Regions from separate parts of the Homo sapiens genome. Here regions 1, 2, 3 and 4 are each linked to region 5. Evidence: chromatin contacts called from ENCODE Hi-C or POLR2A ChIA-PET data. All regions are on one chromosome and are shown on one strand. Each heading gives the region's core, a stretch centred on a gene start or an enhancer-like site at or near the end of the contact. The rest is flanking DNA. Distances are from core to core; before and after follow the strand shown.

Region 1 (5,474 bases), core at 1,411-3,910, 200 kb before region 5:
CTGCCCACTGGAGCCACAGCCTGGGTGGGTGGAACCAGATGTGAGCTTCATCCGCCTCCTTCCCTGCCAGCTGTAGCTCTTCTGGAGATCTAGGAGCTCAGCGTTCTCGCCTCTGCCTCCCTGGGGGATTCTATCTGCAGCTCCTACCACCAACTCCCACTCCCCCACTCCTACCCAACTCCACTGCCAGGTTCAGCAGGCAGAGGGGAGAGGGGAGGCCGGATGGGGGGCTCCCCCTGGGGGCAGCAGACAGGAGACCTGACCCACCTGGGCCCAGCTTCTCAGCTGGTTTTCTCATCTTTCCTGGAGGGCTGGACTAAGTCTCCTCCTTCCTTCCTGAGCACCTACTATGTATAGCCCTGTGCTAATGCTGTGGATACCTCTGTGCATAGGCTCACTGTATAGTGAAACAGACATGAATCAAAGACACCCACAAATATGTGCTGTGATGGTGAGACTACAGGCAGCTCAGCGTAAAGGCCCTAAACCAGCCACAGACATCAGGGGAAGGCTTCTGGGAGGAAGTGACATGGTTGAGCTGAAAGCAAAGGTTAGGGCTAAGGAGAGTGAGTGGAGGGAGGGGAAGAGTAGGGGGCAGTGGGAACTGTGAGCTGGCTTTTATGAGGGGAGACAGAAGAAGGGCTTGCTGTTGAGGGAAGGGCAGTTTGATGTGGCAGAGGTAAAGTGGTGGCAGGGGGTCTGCTAGGGCCCTGGTTAAGCGGGGTCTTGCAGGACCTGGGCACCAATAGAATCCAGACCACAGTGTCCCCATCCCCCAGTTGAGGAAACTCATAGGATGGGACCCAAAGAAGCAGGAGGGCCCAAACTCGGTGGCTCATGCCTGTAATCCCAGCACTTTGCAAGGCCGAGGTGGACGGATCACCTGAGGTCAGGAGTTCTAGACCAGCCTGGCCAACATGGCAAAAACCTGTCTCTACTAAAAATACACAAATTGGCTGGGCATGGTGGTGTACACCTATAGTCCCAGCTACTCGGGAGGCTGAGACAGAAGAATCACTTGAACCCAGGAGGCAGAGGTTGCAGTGAGCCGAGATTGTGCCACTGCACTCCAGCCTGGGAGATAAAGTGAGACTCTGTCCCCTTCCCTCCACCACCAGAAAAAAAAAAAAAAACGAAAAAAAAAAGCAGGAGGGCTTAGTTGGGGTTAGAAGAACATCTCAACCTGGATTTCAGACCCCACCTTGAATGGACTGGCCAGAGACAGAAACAGAAATTGGAAGCTAGGATCTGAAGAGGCCTGGTGGATGGGGCCGGCCCCAAAGTGGATGGGGAATAGAAAGGGCCTGTGATCCACTCCCCTAGAATATCCTTTCTTCCCACTATCTTAGTAAAACTCCTATACAACCTTCAGGACCCAATCTAAATGCTCCCTCTGCTATAAAGACCTAACAGACCCTCCCAGGCTTTACCCCATCTCTGATTTCATTCACATTTCACCTGTGTCTTCTAAAACAGTAATCTTTCTTTATTCCTTCTTTTCCCCTTCTTCCCTCCCCTCCCTCCCTCCCTCCCTCCCTTCCTTCTTTCCCTCTTCTCACTCTTTCTTCTCTTTCTTTCTCTCCTTCCTTGCTATGTCACCAGGCTGGAGTATAGTGGCACAATCATAGCTCACTGCAACCTCTGCCTCCCAGGCTCAAGAGATCCTCCCACCTCAGCCTCCTGAGTAGCTGGATTACAGGCCTGTGCCACCACACCTGGCTAATTTTTGTATTTTTTGTAGAGACGGGGTTTTGTCATGTTGCCTAGGCTGGTCTTGAACTCCTGGGCTCAAGCTATCTGCCTGCCTAGGCCTCCCAAAGTGCTGGGATTATAGGTGTGAGCCACCACACCCCACCCAAAACCATGATCTCTCGTTGAACATCTACTATGTGTCAGGAACTTGCTGAGCACTTTGCCTCAGAGAGAGGAAGGGGAGTGGCTTGCCCAGGTCCCACACCGGGGGAGAGGCAGGGCCAGGCCAGGGGCCCAGGACCCCCGACTCTTGAGGCCTGTGCTCTGAATCACAGAGCTGAGCGGCCTCCTTCTGTGCTCCTTCATTCCCTTTGCAGGGACACTCTTCCCTGCTCTTCCCAGTTAGATGGTAGCTAGCTGCCTCCTTCTTCAAGAGTCCTCCCAGGGTCGGTCCATGCCTCCTCCACTCCCCACCACGTTCTCTGGCCCATCGTTCATAGCTCTTTTCATAACCACCACGACTTCCTTCTTTGTTTACATGATTATTGTCTCTCTCCCCAACTAGACAGTGATTCCCAGAGGGCAGGGGCTGTGCATGTTACTCTCTGCTGTGCCTCGTTAAAGAGGATCTGGTTGTGCTTCCAACAGGGCAGACTTCAAATCACACCGGTTTAAACAATCAAGGGTTTATTTCTTGCTCAAGTAAATCTAAGCAGTCCAGGGCTGGTAGGGGCTTCATGGCCCCTAGGGGCTCCAGCTCCTATTGCTTTGTTGCTCTGCTATTCTCAACACACGGCTTCAACCTCACAGTGCACAACAGCTGCTCCTGCTCCAGACTCCATGCTCACATTCTGGTCAGCAGAAAGGAGAAGAAAAGGAGAAGGCATTGCCCCTGTCCTTTAAAGAAAACTCCCAGGAAGTGGGCCAAACCACTTCTCCTGGCATCTCATTGGCCAGAACTTGATCACATGGTCACATCTAGCAGCAAGGGATGCTGGGAAATGTAGTTTTGGGCCAGGTGGCCATACACCCAGCTAAGGATGGGGTGAACTATTCTTATGGAAGAGGAGAGAAGAGACCAGCAGCCTATGTCACAGTCCCCATCTCCTGGCTCATAATAATAATAGTAGTAGTAATAATAATAATAGCTGATATGTATTTAGTACTTTACTTTGTAGTAACTCATTTAATCCTTGCAATAACACTCAAGGTGGGGAAACGGAGGAACGGTATTGGTCAAATCACCTATCCAAGGCCACCTGGCTGGTAAATAGCAGAGCTAGGATTTCAATCTAGGGCCACCTGGTTCCAGAGCTGACACTTCTCTACTTCTCCACCATCCCTGTTTAATCACTATAGAGTGGATGACGCAACCTACTGAATTTGCTCTTGTCCGTATGGGCCCCTTAAAGGGGCTGGGCACACAACAATGTAGGTTCCTCGCCCTGCCCCTTGGGCTGGCTCAGGGCCTGAGCTGTGGCCTCCAGGGCTGAGCCTGGCCTGATCCAAGAGGACTTAGAGAGACCAGCTCCTGGGGGTTGGGGGTTTTGCTCCTGAGCAGGGAAGGAAGGGCAGGGACATCTATGATGGAGGGTTCCAGAGAACCAGTGGGGAGAAGGGACATGGAGGCAACCTCTGACCTCCTTCCAAAACTGAAACTGAGTCAGTGTGAAACGAGGACCTTTCCAGGGCAGAGCAGAGCCTGGGGTGGCCCTGCCGAGACTCCTGGGGTGCCCTGATCTTAGTGGAGGTGAAGGGATGGACAGGCTCTTGTCGGGTCCGAGAGAAGCCCAGGGATGTAGCCTGCCCAGCGAGTCTCTAGCTGTCTCCCTTGGGCAGTGGCTGCTTCCTCCTGGGGACATTTTCCTACTCAATCTGGGTTTCATGCAGAAAGAGGAGGTCACAGGGACTCTGGAAAGACCTGGCTTCCAATCTGTGGTACTGTCCTCTAGAGATAGAGACCTCAGACAATCAGAGGGTGCCACTCTCTCCTCCACCCAGCCCTGCCTTGGGCACTAGGTTATCCACCTGTCAGGCCCCTGCAGGCTTCCCTGCTGTGCCTGGGAAGCCCAAGCTCCTGGTTCTTGTCCACATAGCCAAGGTCCCCAGTGCCTTTCTCTGAAGTAGGTGGTTGTGACCTTTTCTGTGCTGTGGGCTGCTGTGGCATCTGGTGACACCTTCATGCCCTGTCTTCTTTGTACATGCATAACAAATACGTAGGATTACACAGGAAACCGAGTCACTGGAAATATGGCTATCAAGATATTTTTAAAAACCACATTTAAAAACCACATTTGTGGCAAGGTGTGGTGGCTCATGCCTGTAATCCCAGTACTTTGGGAGGCTGAGGCAGCCGGATCACCTGAGGTCAGGAGTTCCAGACCAGCCTGGCCAACACGGTGAAACCCCGTCTCTACTAAAAATACAAAAATTAGCAGAGCGTGGTGGCATGCACCTGTAATCCCAGCTACTCAGGAGGCAGAGGCAGGAGAATCACTTGAACCTGAGAGGAGGTGACTGCAGTGAGCCGAGATTGCGCCAGTGCACTCCAGCCTGGTTGACAGAGTGAGACTCCATCTAAAAAAGAAAAGAAAAAATAAATCACATTTGTGATGTGATAATAAATGTGCCTCTTTACTAAGCATTAACAAGATGTGGCGGCGGGTCTGCAACGGAGTGATGAGTGAGATTTTGAGAAATCTGCACCAGCTTTGTTGTGATCAGAAGACAGCTGTGATTTCTGTTGGTAACAGTGCCGCAGGTACCACTGACTTCTGGCTTTGCTGGGTATGATCATCATGGAAGGAAATACTACACTGTAGTTAGATGTTAGAGAAAATGGAGATGGGATTTTTTTTTTCTCCATCCAAGTTCATGAATGTCCTGAGTTCTACTCATGGCATACCCCAGGTGAGGGACCTCTGTTCTGCTCCCATAATTGGGGTGCAGACACTATGCCCAGCAAGCAGGGAGTTCTCGGGCTGCAGGGAAGAGAGGTTGGGGAGGGGTTGGGGAAGAGCCGATCGCTAAGGGGGAGGAGTTCTGGACTGCAGAGTCGTGTGACCCCAGCAACTGAAGAATTGTGGAAATTGAGGGAGAGGGAGAAATCAACTAGCTTGCTGATTTCTCCAGCCTGGGGTCCTGGGCTGTAGAGTCCCTAACAGCAGACAGAAGTGAGAAAGAGGGCCTACAGGGAGTGCACCAGCTGCAACTAGATGCAGCTGGGGAGAGTGTGTTGGTCACCTCTTGCTGGATTGTGCTGTGGTAATGAACAACCTCCGTGTCTCAGTGCCTTGGAAGCAGAAAGATCTTTTTGCTTGTGTTGGGTGTCAGCTGAGCTGCAAGCGAGCAGCAGCTCTCCTTCTCATCCCCTTCTCTCCAGGACCCAGGCAGGGCCATGGCTGTCTTCATGGTACCATGGAAGCCCCATGAAGGCCCATGTCTGCTTAGCACAAGATTTGTCCCTGGCGTCCCTGCCTCTTCTAAATAGGCAGGGCATGCTCAACAGGTTGCACTGACCCACAGGACCCAGGAGGGAGGCTTTGAGGGTATCCCCACCTTCCTAACAGACCCCTGAGGCTCAGAGAGGGAGCAAGAGTCCTTCTGCTCTTGCTTCTTGCTCAGCAGGTATAGGGCAGGGCAGGGCTTCCCTGCTCCAAGCTCCCTGGACATGCCCTTGGTCCCAGGCCCTGGAGTCCCCTCCTCTTCCCCCCAGAAGGGAGGTCCAGAGCCTAGTGCGGCCCAACTGATCAGCTCCTGGGACCATTCCCCAAACCAGGAGG
Region 2 (5,933 bases), core at 1,167-3,666, 170 kb before region 5:
ACGAGGATAGCTTGAACCTGGGAGGCAGAGGTAGCAGTGAGCCGTGATTGCCACTGCACTCCAGCCTGGGCAACAGAGGCTCTGTCTCACAAAAAAAAAAAAAAAAAAAAAAAAAAAAGGAAAAAGAAAGAAAGGGCCTGAAGCAGTCTGCTTGGACCTTTTTGCCCTTCCTCCATGTGAGGACACAGCTAAACAGCTAAAAGGTACCATCTTGGAAGCAGAGAACAAGTCCTTAACCAGACACTAAATCTGTTGGTGCCTTGACTTTGGAATTCCCAGCCGCCAGAACTGTGAGAAATAAATTTCTATTGTTTATAAATGACCCAGTCTAAGGCATTTTGTTATAGCCCAAGACACCACCCCTATCCAAAGCAGCCGCCCCGTCCTCCCTTGCTGGCTGGTTGCTGTCCATCTCATTACCTCGCTGATTTCATTTCTGGTCCTTATGACAGGCTGCGCTTCGTTCTGAATTCATTTGTTGTCTCTTCTACCAGTCTGTGAGCTCCATGAGGGCAAGGGCCTGTCTGCCTCCCCACTGCATAGCCCCAGCATCTGGCACAGTGCCTGGCAAGGGGAGGGGCTCTGTAGAAAACTTGCTCAAGTGGTGAATAAAGGCACAAAAAATGCTTACTGCAGTGCTTGCTGCATAGAAAGTGCTCAATACATGCTAGCTGTTGTTCTTAACGATAAAACAAACACAGACTCAAAATTGGAGCCTGTCTCCATATAACAGACCTTTGGGCCACTCTGGGCTCTACCTACTCCAGGCTGGAGTGCAGTGGCTCGATCTCAGCTCACTGAGAGCAGAGGGTGGGGTAGAGTTGGGGACCTCCACCCCCCCGGCCCAAGTATGTTTTGAGTCCTATTTACCATAGCTGTGGGAACAGAGTGGGCAAGGGCTGCACTCCTAAGGTAAGTTCTGGAAGTGGGGAGGCTGGGGGCAGGCCAGGTAGGTGCCAGTGCCCCTGTGAAGTCCTCAGAGACACCCCACACCTCAGCCCTGGGTGAAGCCCACCTGTCATTCCTTTTCATGCCTCTCCCCAGTTCCTTCCCAGCCCCAGAGCACCTGTCATGACCCCTTTGTCTCCTGTGAGGTCCTTGTCTAGAGTTCCTAGCTGCAGCCCTAGGGCTTAGAATGCACTTGGAGCATAGTAGGTCTTCAATAAATAAGTGCTGCATAGATTAGTAAGGTGCATGGGAGGCATCACTGGGGCTGTGGTGTTCTGTTTGTTTGTTTGTTTGAAACACAGTCTTGCTCTGTCGTCCAGGCTGGAATGCAGTGGCTTGATCTCAGCTCACTGTAACCTTCTCCCAGGTTCAAGGGATTCTCCTGCCTCAGCCTACCAAGTAGCTGGGATTACAGGCATGCACCACCACGTGCAGCTAATTTTTGTATTTTTAGTAGAGACGGAGTTTCACCATGTTGGCTAGGCTGGTCTTGAACTCCTGACCTCAAGTGATCCGCCTGCCTTGGCCTCCCAAAGTGCTGGGATTAGAGTTGTGAGCCACGCACAGCACCTGGCCTGTTTTCATTTTTTTAGACACAGTTTCCCCCTGACGCCCAGGCTGGAGTGCAGTGGTGAGATCTCAGCTCACTGCAACCTCGGTCTCCCAGGCTGCAGTGATTCTTATGCCTCAGCCTCCCGGAGTAGCTGGCATTACAGGTGCGCATCACTACATCCAGCTAATTTTTGTATTTTAGTAGAGACGGCGTTTTGCCATGTTGGCCAGGCTTGTCTTGAACTCCTGACCTCAAGTGATCTGCCTGCCTCGGCCTCCCAAAGTGCTGGGATTACAGGCGTGAGCCACCGCGCCCGACCTGGGACTGCTTTTTTTTTTAACCTTTCTTAACCACTGGTGTCTTTGAGAAACCGATGAAATGTTTGGATTCTCTCCAGACAAATGCACCCCAAATGTGACACAGAATTTCAGGGACACCCCCCACCCAAGGTCATCCACAAAGCCCAGCTTAAGATCTGTTTGTCTGAGGGAGAGGGGGCTCCTGAGATCCTGGGGAGACGGTGGGGAAGGTGTTACCAAGGGGGACATGGGGACCCCAACCACCCCACAGCGGGCTGGCGAAGAGTGGGGTGGATGAACCCCTTTTCTTGTACTCTCTGCTCCAGAAGGAAAGGGGGCGAGTAGGAGGTGATCGGGGAGGAGCGGGAACACAGGAGGGAAAGAATCCGAGGCAGCGGAAGAGACCGGAATCGGAGGGTAGGGGCGCGGTGGAGAGGCTCAGCCCCGCGGAGGGAATCGGAGCAAGCGCAGCGGCGCCAGTGGGGAGAGGGCCGGGCCAGGGCCGCCCAGGAGGGCCGAGCGCCGCCAGTGCCGAGATGCCCGGGCCGCCGTCCAGCTCCGATCGCCTGCCGCGTTCCTGGCAACCGCGCGCGGCTTCCCGGCGGAGGCGGGGCCCGCGGAGAGGTTACATCTGCACCAAGTGCCTGGGCGCAGCCGGCCCGGAGGGCAGTGATGTGGGGTTCGGGTGGGGGAAGATAGGGGGCCCTGGAGGGGGCGCGAGGGCGGCCGGCGAGCCGGGCGGGGAGAGGGAGGAAAGGCTGCGGCGGCGGCGCGGTCCGGGCCCCGGAAACATTCCTCCGAGGGGCGCCCCCGCCCGAGCTTCTGGGGTCCGCGCGTCCCGGCCGGGGCTCTCTTGGGGGTCGCCTCGCCCGCTTTCCGCCCCAGAAGGCCAGTGAACCGTTCCCCCACGGCCTCCCCAAATCCCAGAGTCCGGCCGCTCCCGCTGGCCGTCCCCTCTCCCCCGAGAACGAGCCCGCCTGGAGCGGTCGCGTGGGCTCTGACACGGGCAGGAGGGCTGCCACTTGCGCCCACCCCCTCCTTCCCTCGCGGTCCGCCGGGTCCGCCCAGCTCTCGTGGGATTGGGCTGGTGTCTTCTGCACCCAATCAGGTGGTGTGGGCACCGCACTGCGTCACTCCCCTGCTCCCGGACCATCTGCGGCTCCCTATTACCACCTCTACATTCTGGTTTACAGCCTTGAGTAGGGCCCAGCACCGCGGGTAGGCTCGGGTGTCCCACTCTCCAGCACCGGGGGTCCTCCTCTCTGGTTGGGCTGTGGGTTGAGGGGCTCTGGACCAGACACCGGCCTACCCCGTGAGCCTCCTCCTATTTTTCTTTCTCTTTCTCTCTCTCCTCTCCCTCTGTTCCTGTGTGTCTGACAGCCTCTCTGTCACGCACACACATTGTATTGCTTCTGTCAGTAGACTGAATGCATTCGGTGCCACCTAGATACCAGCCAGGTCCTGGGCCTTGCACTGGGCCCTGGACGGCACCTGGGCTGAGCCGGAAACAGCCCCTGCCCTCTGAGAACTCAGGCCCTGGCAGGCAGAGTGGAGGCTGCCCAGGGAGGAGGGTAAAAGCTGAACTCTGGAGTCCAGTCAGTAGCTTTGGGTTTAAATTCCGCCCTTCCACTTCCTGGCTGGGTGTGTCCTTGGGCAAATTATACTTGGAACCTCAGCTGGCCCAGCTGTCAAATGGGAATAGAATTGTCAGTCGGCGCCACCTCATGGGGCTAGGTTGGGAGGGTTTAAGGAGATAACACCAGTAGCTCTTGGCATACACGGTCCCTTTTAGTAAGCTTCCAGCATGGAAGGAAGTACGAGGACAGAGACTGGACAAGAACCGAGGGTCCATTTGGAGTCCTTAGAATCGATGCCTTTGAGCAGACAGACTCCCCAGCAGCCCTGCAGGCATCATCAGAGAATAACCGAGTTTTCTAACCCCCTCATGTCAGACCACTATCATTCAAGCACAACCATGGGTGTGAGCCCCAGTTGGGAAAGTTTACTATTAAGGCTCTAAAAGAAGCCTGCAAATACTGGAGCCCAGTGCATAAATAGAGAGGGAGCCTCAGCTGAGACGCCTGAGCTAAGTGTCCAGGAGGCAGGGGGATTTGGGCCAGGGCTGGTGGGTGTATCATGGCACTCCAGGAACAAACAGGGAGCCAAAGGCAAAGGTCCAAAGCATGACTTCCACAAGGACACACACACACTCAGACCAACCAGGGTCAAGGCTCCAGTTCTTGTTTCACGGGTCCTGGTGGAGCCTGGCCGCTTGCCTCTGGACACAGCAGCCCGGGAAGTCACCACCTTCCGGCGGGCTGGGACAGGGTTTCCTCTGAGCCCAGCAAAGCAGCAGGCAGGACGTGCTGCTGCCTTCTGGGAGAGTTGGCCTTGCAGAGCCTGGGAAGGGGCAGACGAGGGAAGGAGGCCTGTCACATAGGGTTCTTCCAGAGATGGGTCGGGCCCTTGCAGATCTTAGAGCCTCCGTGAGATCCTGGGCTTCTCAGAGAAAGGTTTGTAGCAAGTGGGGAGGGGACAGGGCAGCCAGGAACAGCCTGTGCTCACTGCTGCATGTACATCACTCCTTGGGACCTCAAGATCTGGTTCTGGCTCTGTCCCTGAGCCAGTGGCCCTCTCCAGGCCGTGAGCCCTGGAAACTTCAGCCAATCACAAAGTGACAGTTGGCACTGAGTTGGCACTTAGGACATGCCATGAGCTTAAAGGTATTGTCTCCCAGCAATCCTAGGGAGTTGGTACTCATTACATTCCTTTCTATGGATGAGGAGACTGAAAGGCAGGGCCTGAGCTGCTGACACGCAGTCAGTCACCGGTGAAGCTGGAACTCAAAGCCAGCCTTGCCAGACACCCAGGTCTGAGCTCTTAACTGTGAGCTGCGAACCCCCTCCAAGGTGGACCCAAGAGACGTGCAGCAAGGAGTGGGCAGTGGTGAGAAGCTCCCCCACCCCCCTGCTGCCAGGCTTCCTCCAGTAATGTGCCCATTTTACAGATGAGCTACCAGGATTTCGCTTTGGTGACTTGCCCAAGGCTGCACTGCTCAAGAATGGAGTCCATAAAAAAATAAAATCTGAGCAGATTGGAGCTGCAAGGGGGCTCAGAGCTCTTCTAATCAAAGCTTATTTTCCAGTCAGGGAAACTGGTCCAAAAAAGGCCAGGCCTCCCGGGACCGACTGGAGCTCTTTCTCCATCATCTTGGGCCACACAACCCTCCCCAGTGGATCCATAGCCCGCTAACTAGTGAGTCCCATTGAGTGGAAATGGAAGGTGGATTAGGGAGAACAGCTCAATAAAAGAGTCCAAGTTTTGGCCGGGCGCGGTAGCTCACACCTGTAATCCCAGCACTTTGGGAGGCCGAGGCAGGCGGATCACCTGAGGTTAGGAGTTCGAGGAGTTCGAGACCAGCCTGGCCAACGTGATGAAACCCCATCTCTACTAAAAATACACACAAAAATATTAACCAGGCGCAGTGGTGTGCACCTGTAGTCTCAGCTGCTTGGGAGGCTGAGGCAGGAGAATCGCTTGAACCCGGGAGGTAGAGGTTGCAGTGAGCCAAGATTGTGCCATTGTAATGGCAGCAAGAATGAAACTCTATCTCAAAAAAAGAGTCCAAGATTCACCCAGGGGCGGATGAAAGAACTCCCTGAGCCCTGGTGGAATTCCCCAGCGTGGGAGAGGGAGAGTGCAGCCCATGGGGGCAGGTCACAGCCCACACTCTTCCTTCAGGATCTTCTCAGCTCCCAGAGCTACCTTGCCTTTCCTGGCCCTGTGGAGGGGAGAATGAGGGCAGAGCAGGGAAAGTGGAGGGGTCCTGGGGCCCTCTGGGGAGAGGGAGCTTCTGTTGCTGTCCCAGCTCATGGGGTGTCCCTTGATAACCAGGAGAGAAGACTTTTCCTTCGCCCCCTTTCCTTCCTTCTCTCCATTCCTCTCCTGCTCCAACAACCAGAAGTGTGAGGCGGAAGCCCTGAAGTTTCTTGGTTTTGCATCTGCAGAATAGGGGTGCTGCCCTCCACATCCTTCAGTCTAGGGTGCTAGGAGCCCAGCAGTCTGTGATCCTGCTATGGAGAGGCTGGGAGCCCAGCGCTCTGATAAGTTGAGGCTAACATTTCATGTATTCA
Region 3 (5,329 bases), core at 1,454-3,953, 180 kb after region 5:
CCCAGTACTGAACAGCATGCTCTCTATCTGCACCCCTTGAGGAGGCTGGTATTATCACCATTCTGCAGACAAGGACCCAAGGATTAGAAAGGGGACATCACAGATGTCCTGCAGTCAGAGTGGAGCTGGGACCGGACCCCGATCTGGCAGACTCCAGAGCTGTGAGCTCGAGGCTCCATTGCTGCCCGCCACTCTGGAGCAGTGGTCTCCACTCAGTGCCCACCACCACTACCTCAAGAGCTGCTTAAAAATCCATATTCCTGGCTGAGCATGGTGGCTCATGCCTGTGATCCCAGCACTTTGGGAGGCCTAAGTGGGCAAATCACTTGAGGTCAGGAGTTTGAGACCAGGCCAGCCAACATGGCAAAACCCCATCTCTACTAAAAATACAAAAAAAGTAGCCAGGTATGGTGGCATGCACCTGTAGTCCCAGCTACTCTGGAGGCTGAGGTAGGAGAATCGCTTGACCCTGGGAGGCAGACTGGCAGTGAAAGATCACGCCACTGCACTCCAGCCTGAGCGACAGAGAGAGACTTCGTCTCAAAAAAAAAAAAAAAAAGAATCCAAACTCCTGGGCCCCACCTTGGATTCCACGTATCAGGATGTCAGAGCAAGAGGGCCCAGGAATCTGCATTTAGCCAGCGTTCCAGAGATTCCAACACAGCCAGCAGACATCTGGAGAAACCACTTGGCTTCCAGAATATCGACCCTGAAATTCAATCAAAGAGGTGAAGAGAGGTGAAGACTGTGCCTGGTCCTCAGGAGCCAGGGCTGCCAGTGGAGAAGGGGCTCCTGAAGAACAAACGCCCCCCTCACCCCTCCCCGCACCCCCATGGCCCCACATACCCTAAGTTTTTAATCTGTACATATTCAGTGTCCTCTCCCTGTTCAAGCACGTGTGCAGTTCCCATCAGGATGGGAGGCGGGGGTCTCGGGCCAACACTTTCTGTGTGTTCCCATCTTTTTGTGAAGAAGAGGCCCCCAAGCATCATGAGAGATTTTTTTTCCTGCCATCTGAGTTGCATTTGTGAAGGGCTAATTGATTTGCTTCCCCATTTTTTATTAATCAAAGACAAACCCCAGCAGAGCCAGGCCTCTGATCTGGGGGATGAGGCCACACTGGGTGCCATCCTCACCCAGGGCACAGACACCCGACGTTTTCAGTGGGGTAAGGAGCTTCATTTCTGCTGGACCACTCGTGTCCAGAACACTCTGGAGAAGTCCAGGGGCCCGAGGGGCAGGGTAGGAAGCCTGGGATCCAGGCAGGGAAGTCATGCCCTGAGTCAAGCAGGCTGAGAAGGATCTGCCAGGGTGACCGTGGAAGCAAAAGTCAGGTGCTGCTGACAGTGAGGCCTGGGCTCCCTGCCTCTCCCTTCAGACATGACCAGGGCCACGGAGCACATCCCCCAGGATCTCACGGCCATCACCGCTAGCGCAGCCAACCCAGTTAAGGTTCACTTTTCAATAGCAGAGCCCCAGGCAACTTGCTGGGCCCGCAGACCCCAACATCTGGCACAAATCCTTCCTGCTCCTGCCACATCTGGAATGGGGGAGGGTGTGAAAATGACCCTCCCCTATTTTTCATGGCGGGCTCCTGACAGCTAGAGGCCGGGGAGGAAAAGATTTTTCTTGGACCTCACAGAAGCTCACTCAGCAAAAATCTGTGAGGGTCTCAGTTTCCCCCTCCAAGCAGCAGGGATGTTGCTCCTCCCCATATATCCCATACTCCCTCCTCAAACCCCTTGCTTCTGGGATTTGAGGGGGCATTGTGCCCCCTGAGGATGGCATTGTGCCAGCTCTTGCTGCAGCCCTGCCCTGGGAAGTCTCCTTCCCCTTCCCCTAAGGACACGCCGGGGCCTGAGAAGCAGGACCCCCAGGCTGGTTCCAGGCTCTGCCACTGAACCCTGGTCACGTTCCGCCTGGCCACTCTGCCCGAGAACCCGGCACGCATACTGGATTTGGGGATCAGAAACACTCTTCGCCAGGTGCTTCCCACGGGCCCTACTCACCTCTCCACCCCTCCCAGCGGCCCCTCCCCAGCCGTTCTCTGCCTGCCAGCCTCCCAGGCCTTCTTTTGCTTCCCCTAAAGCCTCGAAGCCCTCCTTCATGCTGTTCCCTCTGACTGGAACACCCTTCCCTGCTCCTGCCCTGGCCAACCCAGGCCTAGTCTGAATGTCACCGGCCCCTGGAAGCCTTGCCCATACCCCAGGTCCGTCAGGCCCCTGTGCCACCCTCCTCCTCTCCGGTGGGGTCATCTGGTGTGTCACTCAAGACTGAATGTCGGTGATCCCCTCCCCCGCCCACCCCGACTTTAAGCGCTGTCCCCAAAGGGCCAGACACACACTCGACAATCAAGGTGTGGCTAACGGAGACCGAAAAGGTTCCAGCGAGATCAAGCGTTTTAAAGCGCCCGGGGTGATGTTTGAGAGAGGAGGGTGGGGGAGTCAAGGGTGGGGCAGGATCCCAGCCCCGCCCCTTAAAGGGTCCCGGGAGTACGCGACAGAACTGTCCTGGGGTCCCCGGCGCAGTAGGATTAATTCAAAAGGCCTGCGGAGGGTGGAGGTCCCCCAGGGGAGGGGTCCTAGGGCCCCGTGAGCCGCGCGGGCGCCGGGCTGCTCCGCGAACGTCCGCGCCAGCGGCTGCCCGGGGGACAGGGCCTGAACTACAACTCCCATGATGCTGTGCGGCATGGCGGGCCCGGGCGGGGCGGGCGCTGGTGGCTCCGCCCCTCGCGGCCTTCTGGGGACTGTAGTTCTACCCGGAGGGGCGCGGCCTGGGTTTTGGGGCGTCTGGGCATTCTTATCGTCTCGGGGAAAGGGGAGCCTCTGCGGCCCGCGAGGAGGAAGGGACTGAGGGCGCTGACTGCCTGCAGGGCGGTCGGTGGCTCCCTTCTCTCCAGCAGCAGCCTCTCCCAGCATCATTTCCCAACAATACCAGCTGCTACAGTATTTAGTGAGCACCTACTATGCGCTAGGCCCTGTGCTGATCTCTTAAAGGACAAAGACAGAGACAGGCATGGTTCTTTGCTGAGCACACAGCCCAGGCAGGGAGACAGGCCAGGGATGTTTAATCACACAAATACATAATTACCTGTGATGGGTCCAAAACAACAGGGGCCACAAGGACGGGGACTTTTGGAACCAAGGACAGACACACAGAGTTAGACCACGGAATGGAATCTTTAGAATTTGAAGGGTGAATTTTATGGGTGGGTTGGGAAAATTCAGAACTAGCCCTGCCAACCCCTTCATTATACCGATGAGGAAATTGGCCCAGAGGCCAGGCGTGGTGGCTCGTGCCTATAATCCCAGCAGTTTGGGAAGTCGAGGTGGGTGGATCACTTGAGGCCAGGAGTTCGAGACCAGCCTGGCCAACATGGTGAAACCCTGTCTCTGCTAAAAATACAAAAATTAGGGAGGCATGGCGGTGCGCACCTGTAGTCACAGCTACTTGGGAGACTAAGACAGGAGAATCGCTTGCCCCAAGGGGGCGGAGGTTGCAGTGAGCCGAGATCATGCCACTGCACTCCAGCCTTGACGACAGAGCGAGACTCTGTCTCAAAAAAAAAAAAAGAAAAAAAAAAATTGTCCCAGAGACAGGAAGGGACTTTCCCGAAGTCACAAGCAGATCAGAGGAAGTTGGTCCAAGGAGGCCCACCCAGATGTTAAACTCCCAAGGACAGGGCCCCGGGTCTTACATGTCTTCTTGGCCCCCTCCCACCCCACCCCACCCCCCATACATGTCTCCCACCCAGCCCTGCATGGTTAGTGTGAGGAACAGCTCCACGGGCAAAGACAGCGAATGCCCTATGTCTGCCCTCAGTGAAAACACAGGGCTCGGGGCCTCGAAAATTGCACACTCCCTTGATGTGGCAGGAAAACAAGATTGACCGCATAGGGCCTCCAAGACCCTTGAATCATCCCTAAGAGAGTGGCCCTTCTACCCTGAGCAGGCAGGCAGAGATGCCCAGTGCGGGCTGAGCATGGAGCCCTTCTTCCAGAGTCTGCAGGGCGAGCACAGTCCTCATTCAAGCAAGGGAGCTTGCGTCTCTGCCTGTTCCCCATCAGTGAAAAATACACCCACCTCATGCCATCGTTCTAGCAGAAAAACCAAAGATGATGGATGTGTAGGGCATTTTCCAAGCAGAAGAGGTGCCAGTGTGAGTCACTATCCGCTGCATGCCCTGATGCGACGCCATGGGACAGCCAGAAGCCATCTGTGGCCTGCTGCTGGGTGCCAACCAGGGGACAGGCTGCCAGGGCTGGAGGTGTGCAATCCAGGAAGGAGAGGGGCTGCAAGCCTTTCTCCAAGGAATCAGGGCTTCATCGGAGCCCTGAGGATGCCCCCGTCAAGTCTCTGAGGTGAGCAGGGAATGGGCCTCCCTCGGTGACGTGTCTCCAGTGCTCAGTTTAAATAGCAGCTTCAGCAAATCTGAACGCACCATGGCTCCCTGCGGTCCTCCAGATGAAGTCTGCACTCTTCACCCTGACCCCTGCCCCTGACCCCTGGGGCTTTCTGTCCCCAGAATTCACCAAGGCCTTCCCTCCTTCGGGCCTTTGCAGGCCTTTAGGATTGCACCCCAAAAGTCAACCCAAGCTCTTCTCCCTTTCCTCCTTCTACTATAGAGACCAGCAAAATTTTAAGACTTGATTTTCTGGGGGCCAGGCGCTGTGGCTCACGCCTGTAATCCCAGCACTTTGGGAGGATGAGGCAGGTGGATCACCTGAGGTCAGGAGATCAAGACCAGCCTGGCCAATATGGTGAAACCCCATCTCTACTAAAAATATAAAAAATTAGCCAGGCATGGTGGCAGGGGCCCATAATCCCAGCTACTCAGGAGGCTGAGGCAGGAGAATCACTTGAACCCGGGAGGCAGAAGTTGCAGTGAGCCGAGATTGCACCATTGCATTCCAGCCTGGGCAACAAAAGCAAAACTCCATCTCAAAAACAAAACAAACAAACAAAAGAAAACCTCGATTTTCCAAGCCTCCTTGCTGTCCAAGGTGGCCATGTAACCCAGATCTAGCCAGTAAGTTAGAACAAAAGTCCCTGAGGAGCAATTCCCTTTCTGAATAAAGAGATGGAGCTGGCAAGGAAAAGGCCCTCTCACTCTTTGCTCTTCGGCCTTTTGCTCCTTCTCCTTCCTCTTGCCTGGAACATGGATGTGAGGCCCGGAGGTGCCGCAGCCATCTTGTGACCATGAGGCAGCAACTGTGAGGACACAGCCTCCACACTGAAGACAGTGAAAGGGAAGATAGAGCAGGGGTGGCCGTGCCATCTGTAAGTTACTACACCAACCCGACTACCCACCGAAGGCTTATCATTGGCT
Region 4 (5,245 bases), core at 1,586-4,085, 240 kb after region 5:
CTTGCCCACCTACCCGCAGTCACCCCTCTTTCTCCCACAGCCAAAAAAAGGGGGCCTGATTCCTATCGCCCACCAAATCCAGCAGCCTCAGGAAGATAAGATCTCCACCTGAGCTTCTGGTGTCGTTCCCACCGACTCCCCAGGAGCCTCAGAGCGCCTCTCCAGCACAGGGATTCACTTGGGTTCAGATAAATAGCAGCAGCAGCTAGGCCCCACCCCTCCAGGCCCACCCCCTCTCCCCCAGGCCCCCCCACAGGACACGTGGTCTGCACCTGCCACCAGCAGAGCTAGAAGAGATGAGGAAAGGGTCAATTTGCAAGAGGACCAAGGTGGGTATGACCAAACCCAGGTATCCGACAGCCCTCTGCCTGCCATGCAGGCAGGGAAGAGAGGGCCGATGGGAGGCAGGGGTGCCTGAAGCAGCAGCCAGCCTGGCCTGGCCAGGAGGTGGGGAAGGGGTGGCCGCCACAGCAGCTGAAAGAGGCAGGCACAAGGACGGCTCCATTCCTGGTCCTCCCTCTTGCCAAAGAGTCTGACCCTCCAGGACGGAAGAGAAAGATTCTGCAGCCAGCATGAAGTTCCCATGACGTCAGAAACCACAGAGGGACGCCTGTGTGCCTGAGCATATCCCCCTGACACCGCAAGTCCAGCACATTTGTATTTATTAACCAAGCAGTTCATAATTCCCCTCGACACAGCCCCCCAGCTCATAGGCAGCATTTACAGGGGAACAGGGCTCTGTACCCCAGACCCATGCTGCAGAAGGAAGACTCTGCAAAGAGGCTGAATCTGGCAAAGAAACAGAGACTTGGAAGGTTCTAGAAACATGCGGGTGTCAGGGGAGACTGGGTTATTTTTTGAAGGAGAAAAGATAAGCCAGAAACGCTCTCCAAAAAGGGGCATCAGTTCACCACAAGAGCCCTCAGGAGCCCCCACTCTTGAGCCATGGGCTGCCACCTGGTGACCCACTCCTGGCAGGCCTCTTACTTCTCTAGTAAGGGCAACTGTGACAAAACTTTTAAGATTTAAGTCAAAAAAAACCTGTCATTTTATCCCCCTCATTTCCCTCCCCTGGCCCAGGTTCCCAAAAAGCCCATCCAAACACCCATGTTCAGGAGCAAGGACAACAGGCTCCTCCCTCCCCTCCTCTTCTCTCCCAGGCTCCACCACAGCCAGGCAAGAGCCCGAGGCACCCAACAGAGACAAAGCCCACTCTGGTCCCTGGGGGCCTTGTCTTGGACCACTCGCTTCACTCAGAATCACCCCAGGCTCTCTCCTCCAGGAGGGCAGCCAGGCACCCCGAGCCTACAGGGGCCTCACCTCTGGGGAGCTTTGTTTCAACTGCCCTGCTCAACCACACTCCACCCCCAGCCCCTCCCCCACCTCCCCACCCTACCCCACCCCTTCCCCAGTCTGCAGGCTCCAGCCCTGTGCACACTTCCAGGCCCAGGAAAGCTCAGGGAGCATGGAGCTGTGTAACCAGTTTCACTCTCTGGACAGGGCCCTCTGAGCAAGCAACCAGGAGGCACCCTGTCGGCTTTGTCGGCTTTGTCTGCCAGGGGCCTGCCCGGCAAGGGCTCCGAGGCAAAGGCAGGCAGATGGGCACTGGAAGACAAGAGCCCCTGCCTCCTGGCCAGCCTCGCCTACCAGGGCCAAAGAACAGATCCTCAAAAGGCCTCTGGCAGAGCCAGGGCTAGGCCCATGTCCTGGAGCTCCAGTGGCCCTGGGCCCCTACACACAGAAAGGCCAGAGAGGTAGTTTCTTTGGAGGGGCTGCAGGCTGCCCCCAGGCCTTCAGTACCCCAGGGTCTCCCTAAGTCCTTCAGGGAGGTTACAGTCCTTTGCCTGTAACTCTGGCAAAGGAAAACAGACGAGTGGGAGAAAAAGGAATCGGGGCTGGAAGACAAAGAAAAAATTAGCTCATTCTAGCCACAAAGGGAGAAGAGAAAGAACCAGAATGAGCGAGCGAGCTGCAGCCCGCAGTGACCCCAGGGGAATCGTGTGAGTCAGAGCAGCCATATTGAGCAGGAAATTACTCACAGACGCTGCGTTCCTGCCTCTCCACTCCCCAGAGAATCGGCCTTTTGTAAATGGCTCCTCTGTCAGTAACTGGGGGGATGGGCGGGGGTGGGGAGGCTCTGCACAGCGCCTTCCTGTCAGCTCCTTCCCTTCCAGCTGAAATCTGATCCCTCCCTTCCCAAAACTCCAAATTTAGAAGCCAGATTGAAACTGAAATTCTTTTCCTGCCTGCCCTGGGCTCTTAAAGGCGCCAGGGCTGCATTTACAGAGGCTGTAGAGGCCCTGCAAGGTGGGGTCCCTCACCTAGGATGCCCACGGGTATCAGGGCAGTCTTGGCATGAGACCCTGAAAGGGCTGCCTGATTCCACTCCCAAGTTCTCGGTGTTTTAGTTAATCTCCCAGTTAAAAGAGCACCATGGTGAATCCAGGGTCTCCAGAGGAAACACTGCCTCCTTCCCAAGCAAGGCGTACAGAACTCCATGCAAGCCTCCAGGTCCCCAGTGAGCTAGGCCAGGCCACTCACCAACTAGGGACTGCAAAATGCTGCTCACTGCTCCGAGGTGGAAGAGGGTGGGCGCTCTGGAGAACCAACACAACGTGTGCTGCAACCAGCGGCCACGTGGCAAGATGGGCCCTTGCTGCAGCCACCCCGGCTCCTGGGCACACTCCTCCTAGGGTCTACTGTTGAACACCATGCCCAAGAGCCTAGACCCAAAGTGAAAACCCGGACCTGTGGAGAAGGTGCGGAACAGCCAACAACTCTAGGCACGCCCTCCCCTCCCTGTTCCTTCTGCTGCCTCAAATAAATGTCACCAAACCCTCTCCAAGTTCAGTGTGCCTCTCCTGCCACCTAGTGGCTACTTTGAGATTTCCTCTACTGGAGGAACTGGGTCCCAAACTTTGGAAAAGCTTTTGGGGTGTTTATACCAACAAAATCAACCAACCAACTAAAGACAAAATTTTACCATGGAATCAATTCCCAAAATCCTGGAGGCCAGGCCTGGCATGCCTCCTAGTTAGAATACCGACAGGGACCCAGAGGCCTGGCCAGCCGCCGGGGGAGCCCAAACAGCTCAGCCTTTCAGCCACACCCAAGAACTCAGTGTGGCATCTGCACCCTTCTTCCCACCCTGCTCCTCCAGCTTATCCTGAGGTCCCCCAGGGCTCCGCAGACCCCCACATTCCACTCCACAGAGAGCAGCGCGTGACTGGCTTTCAAGGCAGTGAGCCAGGCTGCCCCCAAGTCCTCCCGACCTTGGGCCTGCCACACTGCTGAGGGCAGCAGATCTCCGGGAATGAAGTGGTGGCCGCCCAGCCGTCAGTCCCGGCTCCATTTGCTGACTTGGAAAAAATGTGTCATTCCCCTCTGGCCTCTGGAGTTTGGCAGAAGCCTGAGCCGAATGTTGACCAGGAAGAGCCTGGAGCCAAGGCTGCTGGTTATAACCCAGCTTTCTCCACCTCGTCGGGGGCTCAGAATACACAGCCCGGACGGAGAGCAGCCCCCGTGGCCAGCATCCACAGGCCTGCTAGGAACCTCACTGAGGCAGCAGACATCCGTGCTGGTGTCGGGAAAGGGACTGAGGAGGGATAGAACTCTCAAACCCTCTCCAGATAGCTGAGCGAGGGCGCCCTTTGGAAACTGGGGCATGGGGATGGCAGAGAGGATGAGAAGTCCTAACACCTCCCTCAAGAGAGGTCCAGAGAGCAGAGGGTCCCCAGCTTTCCTGTGCAGTCGCCTGGCACGTGTGTTTAGATGCAGGTTCCTGGCTCTTGTCCCCTAAGATTCTGATGCAATAAGCTGGGATGGAGGGCCCAGGAATGTGCGTTTTAACAAACACACTAGGAGATCTCGCACAAGTGGTCCAGGGCCCACTGCAAGGAATCCTGCCTTGGTGAGACAATAACTTCCAGTTCCAGAACCCAGCCGTGGGGCTGGCTATCCAGTGACTGCCACCACAGGCCAGGCCTGCGCACTCCCACTCCAGCACTTTGCTCGGGCCCACGTCCTCAGGCACTGACAGAGACGTGTCCCTTCGACAGAAAAGCTGTCTGCACCAGAAGTTCGCTCCATCTCCTCTGGTGGTTTCATTTTACACATCCACAGCACATGGTTCTACAGACCCTTGTGGGGCCCCACCGAAAGATGCTGACCCTCCCCCACAAACCTCCGCCCGCCCCGACCCTTTCAGACCTGCTGCAGCAGTCACCAAGGCCAGTTAGTGACCAAGTCTTAGACCCTCATCTCAAGACTCCTGTGGTGTTCAGGAGAAACTGAAGGAGAACTGGGCGGAGGACCTGACAGTCAGCAGCGGCTCTTTCGGAAGAGGCCCAGTGGTGCTTCCTTTTCAATAACCCGCTCCGGCCGGCCCTGCCATTTTGGGCAGCAGCTCTGGCTCTTCTGATCCACTGTAAGGCCACCAGCCTTGGTTCATCTGAGCCTGGAGGCAGCCATGGGCTTCTCTCTCACCCCTCCTCCTCACCTCGGTAATAAACAGGATACACTCCAGGAACATGTAGTCCTTGTGGTTCTCATTCACGGCCTTCTCATCCACAAAGTGTCTGGGCTCCAGGTATGGGTGGTCTGGGAAAAGGAATGGGCCCCAGCATTCAGAACCAGGCCCCACGACTACCTGGGCAACCCGGCCCAGCAGTCACACCCCCCCAGGGGCCTCAGTCCTGCCCGTGGTGCCCTCAACACCTCACCTTGAAGGAGCAATAAGTAACTCTGGGTTTGTGTATTCTAATGTGCTAAGCTCTAGCTGCATGGCGTTGGACGCATGACTTCAGCCTGCCAAGGTTCAGTTTCCTCACCTGGACACTGGGGACAAGAAGAGCACCTCCTCCTAGGGGCCATGACAACAATTACCACACCTACAGCACTCAGTATGGTGCCTGGTGCAGGTGCCAGTCAGCAGAGCCGGCTTCATGCTGGCAGACCCTTCGCAGTGTCACTGAGAAGATTCGGGGAGGCAATGCACCCGAGGCCACAACTAATGGTCATTTATGAATATCAGTCTGTAGGCAGTTCATTCTTCATCAAAATAGAGATGATCACCTACGCCCATCCTGAAAACTAGCTTCAAGAGTTGGGGAGTCACCAGAGCAGGCCTCTCTGAGCCCCACAGGAAGCAGGCCCACCACCCAGCACTTGGCGGCTGCTCCCTAACGGGCCCCTTTGCACACAGCTCGATAATAACAGTGGATGACACTGGTCACCAAATCAAAAG
Region 5 (5,955 bases), core at 720-3,219:
TGGTTGGATTTTCTGTCTGTTGTAACACAGAGTTTAAACTGATACAGGAATTCACCAAACTGTGAAATGTGGCGATTTCAGGAGGGCATATAATGAGGGAACTTTCATTCTCCAATGCACATGTTTTATATCGTCTGTGGTTTTACAGTACGCATATAGCAAAATCAATGTCAGTGCTTCTGTCTTGAGAAAACCAGTGGACCATGAGCCTGCGGCTTGAAGAATCGGGTGGGTGATGGCGTCAGTAACTGAGGAGCAGTGAACTTGGGGGAAAGATGGCAGCTTTGATACAGGGGCATGGGAGATCTGGATGGAGCCACTACATTGGGTCCTTTCGGGGGCTGGTGCCCAGGAGGGAGTATGTGGGGTGAGGGAGAGTCAATGTCGGTGCCGGGTGGCAGGGTTGAGGAAGGTCGCACCATGGTCCCTGGCCAAGGCCTTACTCATTGGAGAAGTACACATTGCTTCTTTTCCCAGGACACTCCCTTTTGGGGCTGTCACCGTGCCTCAAGTACCCTCCTTGTTGGAACTGATGTCCAAGGCTACATGTGAGTGGTAGAGCCCATCAAGCTGCAAATTTCTTGGAAGTGGCCTTCCAGCCACCTCCCATTAGCACAGGAGGCAGGGACCTCTCTGATGGGGTTGACAAGCTGATTCCTCAAGCCTGAATCCATGCTGCAAGGACGGGTGTAAATGACAGTGGCGACATGCTTCTGTCTGAGGCTTTTCACTGCTTGGAATGACATCCCACCGCGCTCTGCTTCATCCTCTGAGGGCCCTGAGATGCAGGCCAGGCAGCCTTCTGCCTCAGTTTCACAGAGAAAAAAGTTCAGGCACAGAGAGGCCTAGCAACTTGCACATAATCACACAGCCAGACAGAACTGGCCAGAATTTGAACCCAGCTCTCCAGCCTTCAGACCTGGCCCTCTTTCTATTTCCACCGGATGGTCCTCACAGCAGGGATTGGGGCAGGGAATCGTACCAAGTGAAAGTCAGCCATTGAGGACTGCGGGTGGGTGGAAGGTGAAGAGGCTCCCTGGAGAGAGTGGAGGGACCCCAGGCGAGGGAAGCGTCTGTATAATCCCCACAACTGCCCTGGCCCAACGCATGTCCTTTGCTCTGCCCTAAGTGCCTGGTCCTGTGCTCTGTATTGGTCATCACCTTGAACCCTCAAACATCTTATTCTGAGCCCATCTTACAGCCAAGAAAATGGATGCTCAGAGAGGTTAAGGAATTTGCCTAAGGTCAATTAGTGAGGAATAGAGGTCTCTGGCCTGTTGGAGCCCAGAGCTCGTGCAAAGGCCCTGAGGTAGGGCCCAGGAACAGGGTGTGTAAAAGAACTGTAAGGAGTGGGTGGGGAGGAGGGGAGAAGCTGCGGAGGTCCCTCTCGGTCCCATCCAAACCTCACTTGCTCAAGCAAAAGTTTCAGGGTGTCGCTTCCTGTTCAGTGGAGCAAGGCCCCGTCCATACTGGCCTCGGTTTCCTTGGGATGGGGGAAAGGGGTGGCAGAAAGCGCCCCCTACCCTACCCTACCCCCAGTCCAAGTCAGAAGAAGTAGCTGCAGCTTCCGGGAAGGTTGTCTGGAGACCCAGAAAGAGAGAGAAGTGGGTGGGGACGAGGGGCACCGGTAATGAACGCGGTCTTCTGCCCGCAGCGACGCAGACTGGGCTGTAATCCGGGCCTCCTGGGCCAGCAGGGCCTGGCGGGCCTTCCCCAGCGCAGGTTCCCATGTTCATTTAGGCCCCGCGACGCCCGGCGGGACGCCCTTCCCTTTAGGGACAGGGGCGCGGGGCGGGGTCGCCGGTCGCGCGCGGGCACACGGGCACGCACACACGCGCGCGCACAGACGCTCCCGGAGCCGTCAGAGGAGGCGAAAGGAACCAAGAAGTGAAAGTGAGCAACCTCTAGTGAAAGAAATAGACATGCACAGACAGCTCGGAAACTGACGCGGTGCCAGCGAGCCGGCCTTCCCGGGCGCGCCCGGGTGCGCAGGCAGCGCGTTCCCCAAGCTGGGCGCGCGCTCGGCGGCCACCGAGGAGGGCCTGCCACTCGCTCGCGTCCCCCCAGTTCCTTTTCCTGCTTCTTGCTGCCTCCGCCTCTCAAGCAGCCGGGAGGTCCCCGCGCGAGGCCCCCAGCGGGCGCCCCAGGATCCATCGGGTCCCCCACGATCCTTCACGCCCTGGACCCCGGCAAAGCGCGGCTGGGCCCAGCCTTGAACCCTGGCGGCCGAGGGTCAGAGAGCTCTGGCGTTTGAGTCCTTTCGCCCACCAGGCCCGGGCTACCTGCAGAGTGGAGGCCTTTGCCCTCCCCCGCCTCCCCCGCCACCCGTCTGCACGGACTGTCCCTGCGCTGCGGCTCCCGGGAGCGCCCAGGCCCTGCAGTGGTCACTGCACAGATGACTTTGGCAATAGCCATCTCTTGGAGAAGGAACTTCCAAGTGACAGTCCTGAGAGGCCAACGGCCAGTCGGCTGATGTGAGCAGCGCCTGGCAGCCTCAGAAGGGCTCACCCTGCCCGCCTCCCTGCCCCCACCCTCCCTGCACTAAACCAGCTTTTCCAGCTCTGCAGCCTGGTCAGGTTTCTGGCAGGTGTGGGTTGTTTTCTGCCCCTGGAGCTTGGGTGGGAAAAGAGAGAGGTCTGAGAAGCTGGGTGCCCACCTAGTGCTCTGCCATGCCTGCATCCCCACTCCAGAGGCCCCCCAGGGACTCTCAGTGTGGAAACAGACCCCAACTTAACAGAAAAGGCTGGGATGCCTGTTGGCTGATGAAGTCAGGCCTTTTGGACAGATATCAAGCAGAAGCCATGACTAGTGATAAGGCTCCCCTTCCCTCTGGGTTTCGAGAGCCACAGTTTCGAGAGCTTGGTGGGCAGTAAACAGCCCCAAAGCTTCTCAACAGACACAGAAGGGTGTGGCTTCTTCCCATTGGGAAGCTATTGGTGGGAGGGTTGCCAGACCCTTCCCAGATCTTGTTTCAGCTGGGTGAGCCTGGGGACACTTGGCCACACAGGGTGTCCCCAACTAAGCTAGGATGCAAAAAGAAAATGCCTTGTCCCAGTCATAGCCCAGTGGGAGACAGAGGGGTAAACAATCAAAATGGGGTGTGAGGACAGCTCTGAAGGAGGCCTGAGCCAGGGGGTGTCCCCTGGAGGCACCAGGAGAAGCAGGGAGGGTGCTCTCAGCAAAGGCAGCCACATGGGAGTCTGGGGGGTGCCCAGGAAGCTGCAGACCCCAGAGGCCCCACAGAGCTCTGCAGACTGCCCAGTTGCAGAAAGCCTAGACCCACCATCAAAATCAAAATAGGGGCCGGGCGCCATGGCTCACGCCTGCAACCCCAGCACTTGGGAGGCCAAAGCAGGTGGATCTCTTGAGGTCAGGAGTTTGAAACCAACCTAACCAACATGGTGAAACCCTGTCTCTACTGAAAATACAAAAATTAGCTGGGTGTGGTGGCACACACCTGTAATCTCAGCTATTTAGGAAGCTGAGGCAGGAGAATTCCTTGAACCCAGGAGGCAGAGGCTGCAGTGAGCCGAGATCGCACCACCGCATTCCAGCCTGGGCAACAGAGAAAGACTCCATCTCAAAAAAAAAAAAAAAAAAAAAGACAAAAAAAAAAACCAAAGTGGGGAGCCCTCGGGGACTTGTGCCTCCTTTAATGCTAAAGATGGACAGACTAGGGGTCTGAGAGGTGGTGCCACCTGCCCAAGGTCACCCCACTGGCTAGTTTGGGCTGGGCCCTGGCACACAGTAGGTGCTTACTAATGGGCTGTGAGGACTGGAATCCGGGGAGCCAGAGAGAGGGCCACCGCCCTTCCGCCCCTACCATCCCACAGATCTTTACTGAGAGCCTTCCACTGCGCTGGGAGCTCAGCCACATGCGGAAGACACGAAGAGCCAGGTAAACAGATGGGAGCGCATGGGGAGTAAGGCCCTCCCGGAGGAGGGAGCCCGGGGACAGAGTACCCCAGGCCTATGCAAAGGCCCTGAGGGACAGAACGTGCTGTGTGGCTGAGCAGAGGAGCAGAGGCCAGGAGGGGCATGCAGGCTGCAGAGGGGAATTTGGGTTTGATTTCAAGTGCATGCCTCACACAGGACTGGCGTGGAGAGGGCAGGGGGAGCTGCCATGGGGAACCCAGGCCTGGCTGCAGCAGGCTGGAGAAGCGGCTCTAGGAGGAGCCTTTGCTCTTCAAGCGCCTGCACCTTTCTCGTTTCCCACCTCCACCCATTATCCAGAAACACAATGGCCCAGAGAAGGGGTTGATCTTCTGGCTCCCCCAGGGGCTTTCCCAGCCCCTCCTGAAGTCCCCTGGACGCAGCAAGGCTGAGCCTCATCACCCTCATTTGCCACCACCAGAGGAGGGTCATCGCCATCATCACCGCCGTCACTAGTGTCCCGGCAGTAGCATTTCTTGAGCGCTCGCTCTGTGCCAGGTGCTGGCCCAAGCCCTTCGTGTGCATCCTTTTGACAAAGCAGTGCTGTGAGCACAGGGCTCTTAACCCCATTTTACAGATGAGGAGACTGAGAGAGGCAGGCATCCAGACAAGATTGCATGCTTGACGCCTCCTCCAGGCAGATGCAGGCTCCAGGAGCTTGAGCATAGCCATGGTATGTGGCTGGTATGTCAGGTGGAGCTGGAGTCTTTTGTGGGGACTGTTGCTGGAGGTGGGAGGGGCAGGGACTGGGATTGGAGAATGCAGAAAGCAGAAAGGGACCAGATGAGGTGGCTCAATGCCTGTCATCCCAGTACTTTGGGAGGTCGAGGCCAGAGGATCAGTTGAGCCCAGGAGTTTGAGACCAACCTGGGCAACAGGGTGAAACCCCATCTCTACAAATAATAAAAAATTATTCAGAAATGTTTGGTTTTTTGTTTTGTTTTGTTTTGTTTTTGTTGTTGTTTTTTTCGAGACAGAGTCTCACTCTGTCACCCAGGCTGGAGTGCAGTTGTGCAATCTCGGCTCACTGCAACCTCCACCTCCCTGATTCAAGTGATTCTCCTGCCTCGGCCTCCCGAGTAGCTGGGACTACAGGCACCCACCACCATGCCCAGCTAATTTTTGTATTTTTAGTAGAGATGGGGTTTCACCATGTTGGCCAGGCTGGTCTCAAACTCCTGACCTCCAGTGATCTGCTCACCTCAGCCTCCCAAAGTGCTGGGATTACAGGTGTGAGCCACCATGCCTGGCCCAGGATTTTCTTTCTGTCCTTGGCGCTGTTTGCGTGATCTTGAGGGCCTCTTTGGAATCTCAGGGATGCCCTTCCACAGACGTATATAGCCCAGAGACTGATCAGTGGACCATCTTGGCATCCATGCCAATTGGCAGGAGTAGCCATGGTGTGACTGCACTGCACAGAAAAATAATAGTTCTTGGAGGCCTTTGTTATAATAGTTATCTCAGGGATTCCATTCTTGCTTTTGATCTGGATGAAAACAAATGGAAGAAAGATGAGTGCCCTCGGATGCCCTGCAAGCTGGATGCAACCTGCATTTTCTGGACCATGTACAGGGCAAAGTCAGATGCTGTAACTAATGATATCCTTCTCCCCGCCGCCCCCCGCCCCCGCCAAAAAAAGCAAAGTATTTGTTTGTGATAAAGTAGTTAATTAAAAAAAATAAAGAAAAAAATTAACTGGATGTGATGGCGCACAGCTGTGGTCCTAGCTACTTGGGAGGCTGAGGCAGGAGCATGGCTTGAGCCCAGGAGGTTGAGGTTGCAGTGAGCCGTGATCGTGTCACTGCTCTCAGCCTGCATGACAGAGTGAGACCCTGTCTCAAAAAATACAAGGCAGAAAGGTAGGCTGCAGGATGCAGGTCAGGGGGAGAGCAAAACGTGAGAGAAAGATATGTTAACTCCTTGCACACAGAGTGTGCACAGGTAAACATATACATGCACACGCTGGCATATAAAAATGCATGCACCTTGGCATGGACATGTGAACGCACACCTGCACACACA

Evidence for each region. Hi-C counts contacts between places; a loop is a spot of excess contacts on that map. ChIA-PET counts read pairs that join two places held with the same protein, here RNA polymerase II (POLR2A). Pooled maps may share reads with other maps.
Region 1: a loop to region 5 is called in a pooled map, with 4 times the contacts of the local background. The contact joins two enhancer-like sites. A Hi-C loop is called at or near these places in 1 of 168 maps with a recorded cell type or tissue (ovary), 1 of 37 single-sample maps with no recorded cell type and 6 of 50 pooled maps. POLR2A ChIA-PET finds 5 or more read pairs at or near these places in 7 of 52 experiments (A673, B cell, CD4-positive, alpha-beta T cell and 4 more).
Region 2: a loop to region 5 is called in a pooled map, with 2.6 times the contacts of the local background. The contact joins two enhancer-like sites. A Hi-C loop is called at or near these places in 2 of 168 maps with a recorded cell type or tissue (CD4-positive, alpha-beta memory T cell and naive thymus-derived CD4-positive, alpha-beta T cell) and 10 of 50 pooled maps. POLR2A ChIA-PET finds 5 or more read pairs at or near these places in 1 of 52 experiments (PC-9).
Region 3: a loop to region 5 is called in a pooled map, with 7 times the contacts of the local background. The contact joins two enhancer-like sites. A Hi-C loop is called at or near these places in 1 of 168 maps with a recorded cell type or tissue (gastrocnemius medialis) and 9 of 50 pooled maps. POLR2A ChIA-PET finds 5 or more read pairs at or near these places in 3 of 52 experiments (PC-9, RWPE1 and WTC11).
Region 4: a map of B cell shows a loop between it and region 5 (21-fold over the local background). The contact joins two enhancer-like sites. A Hi-C loop is called at or near these places in 3 of 168 maps with a recorded cell type or tissue (B cell, mammary epithelial cell and naive thymus-derived CD4-positive, alpha-beta T cell), 6 of 37 single-sample maps with no recorded cell type and 15 of 50 pooled maps. POLR2A ChIA-PET finds 5 or more read pairs at or near these places in 7 of 52 experiments (H1, MCF 10A, activated B cell and 4 more).

The regions. Positions count from the first base shown.
Region 1 is chr9:129,581,442-129,586,915 of GRCh38, reverse strand. LOC105376292 (a long non-coding RNA gene) reads right to left here. Exons shown (of 5, transcript NR_188669.1): 4 at 4,148-4,269; 5 at 2,363-2,543. Among named protein-coding and RNA genes, the nearest start is that of C9orf50, 37 kb to the left of the region's middle. RefSeq lists an enhancer at 2,585-3,142. Within about 2 kb of position 2,660, at least 6 of the 41 ENCODE cell types and tissues checked have a DNase peak (open chromatin) inside an H3K27ac peak, as active enhancers do; they include A673, where a contact is called at or near this core.
Region 2 is chr9:129,546,819-129,552,751 of GRCh38, reverse strand. No RefSeq gene overlaps it. Among named protein-coding and RNA genes, the nearest start is that of LINC00963, 61 kb to the right of the region's middle. RefSeq lists an enhancer at 4,137-4,637. Within about 2 kb of position 2,416, at least 26 of the 41 ENCODE cell types and tissues checked have a DNase peak (open chromatin) inside an H3K27ac peak, as active enhancers do.
Region 3 is chr9:129,200,310-129,205,638 of GRCh38, reverse strand. The region is part of intron 1 of LOC105376289 (a long non-coding RNA gene); the gene reads right to left. Among named protein-coding and RNA genes, the nearest start is that of IER5L, 25 kb to the right of the region's middle. RefSeq lists a silencer at 2,392-2,801 and an enhancer at 2,555-2,849. Within about 2 kb of position 2,703, at least 29 of the 41 ENCODE cell types and tissues checked have a DNase peak (open chromatin) inside an H3K27ac peak, as active enhancers do; they include PC-9 and gastrocnemius medialis, where a contact is called at or near this core.
Region 4 is chr9:129,136,946-129,142,190 of GRCh38, reverse strand. PTPA (protein phosphatase 2 phosphatase activator) reads right to left here. Exons shown (of 10, transcript NM_178000.3): 8 at 4,499-4,599. Among named protein-coding and RNA genes, the nearest start is that of PTPA, 28 kb to the right of the region's middle. RefSeq lists enhancers at 1,188-1,817, 1,898-2,057, 2,348-2,397, 1,818-2,445, 2,518-2,607 and 2 more and a silencer at 1,248-1,297. Within about 2 kb of position 2,835, at least 41 of the 41 ENCODE cell types and tissues checked have a DNase peak (open chromatin) inside an H3K27ac peak, as active enhancers do; they include B cell, where a contact is called at or near this core.
Region 5 is chr9:129,379,710-129,385,664 of GRCh38, reverse strand. No RefSeq gene overlaps it. Among named protein-coding and RNA genes, the nearest start is that of LINC01503, 46 kb to the right of the region's middle. RefSeq lists silencers at 1,719-1,838, 1,989-2,208. Within about 2 kb of position 1,969, at least 34 of the 41 ENCODE cell types and tissues checked have a DNase peak (open chromatin) inside an H3K27ac peak, as active enhancers do; they include A673, B cell, PC-9 and 1 more, where a contact is called at or near this core.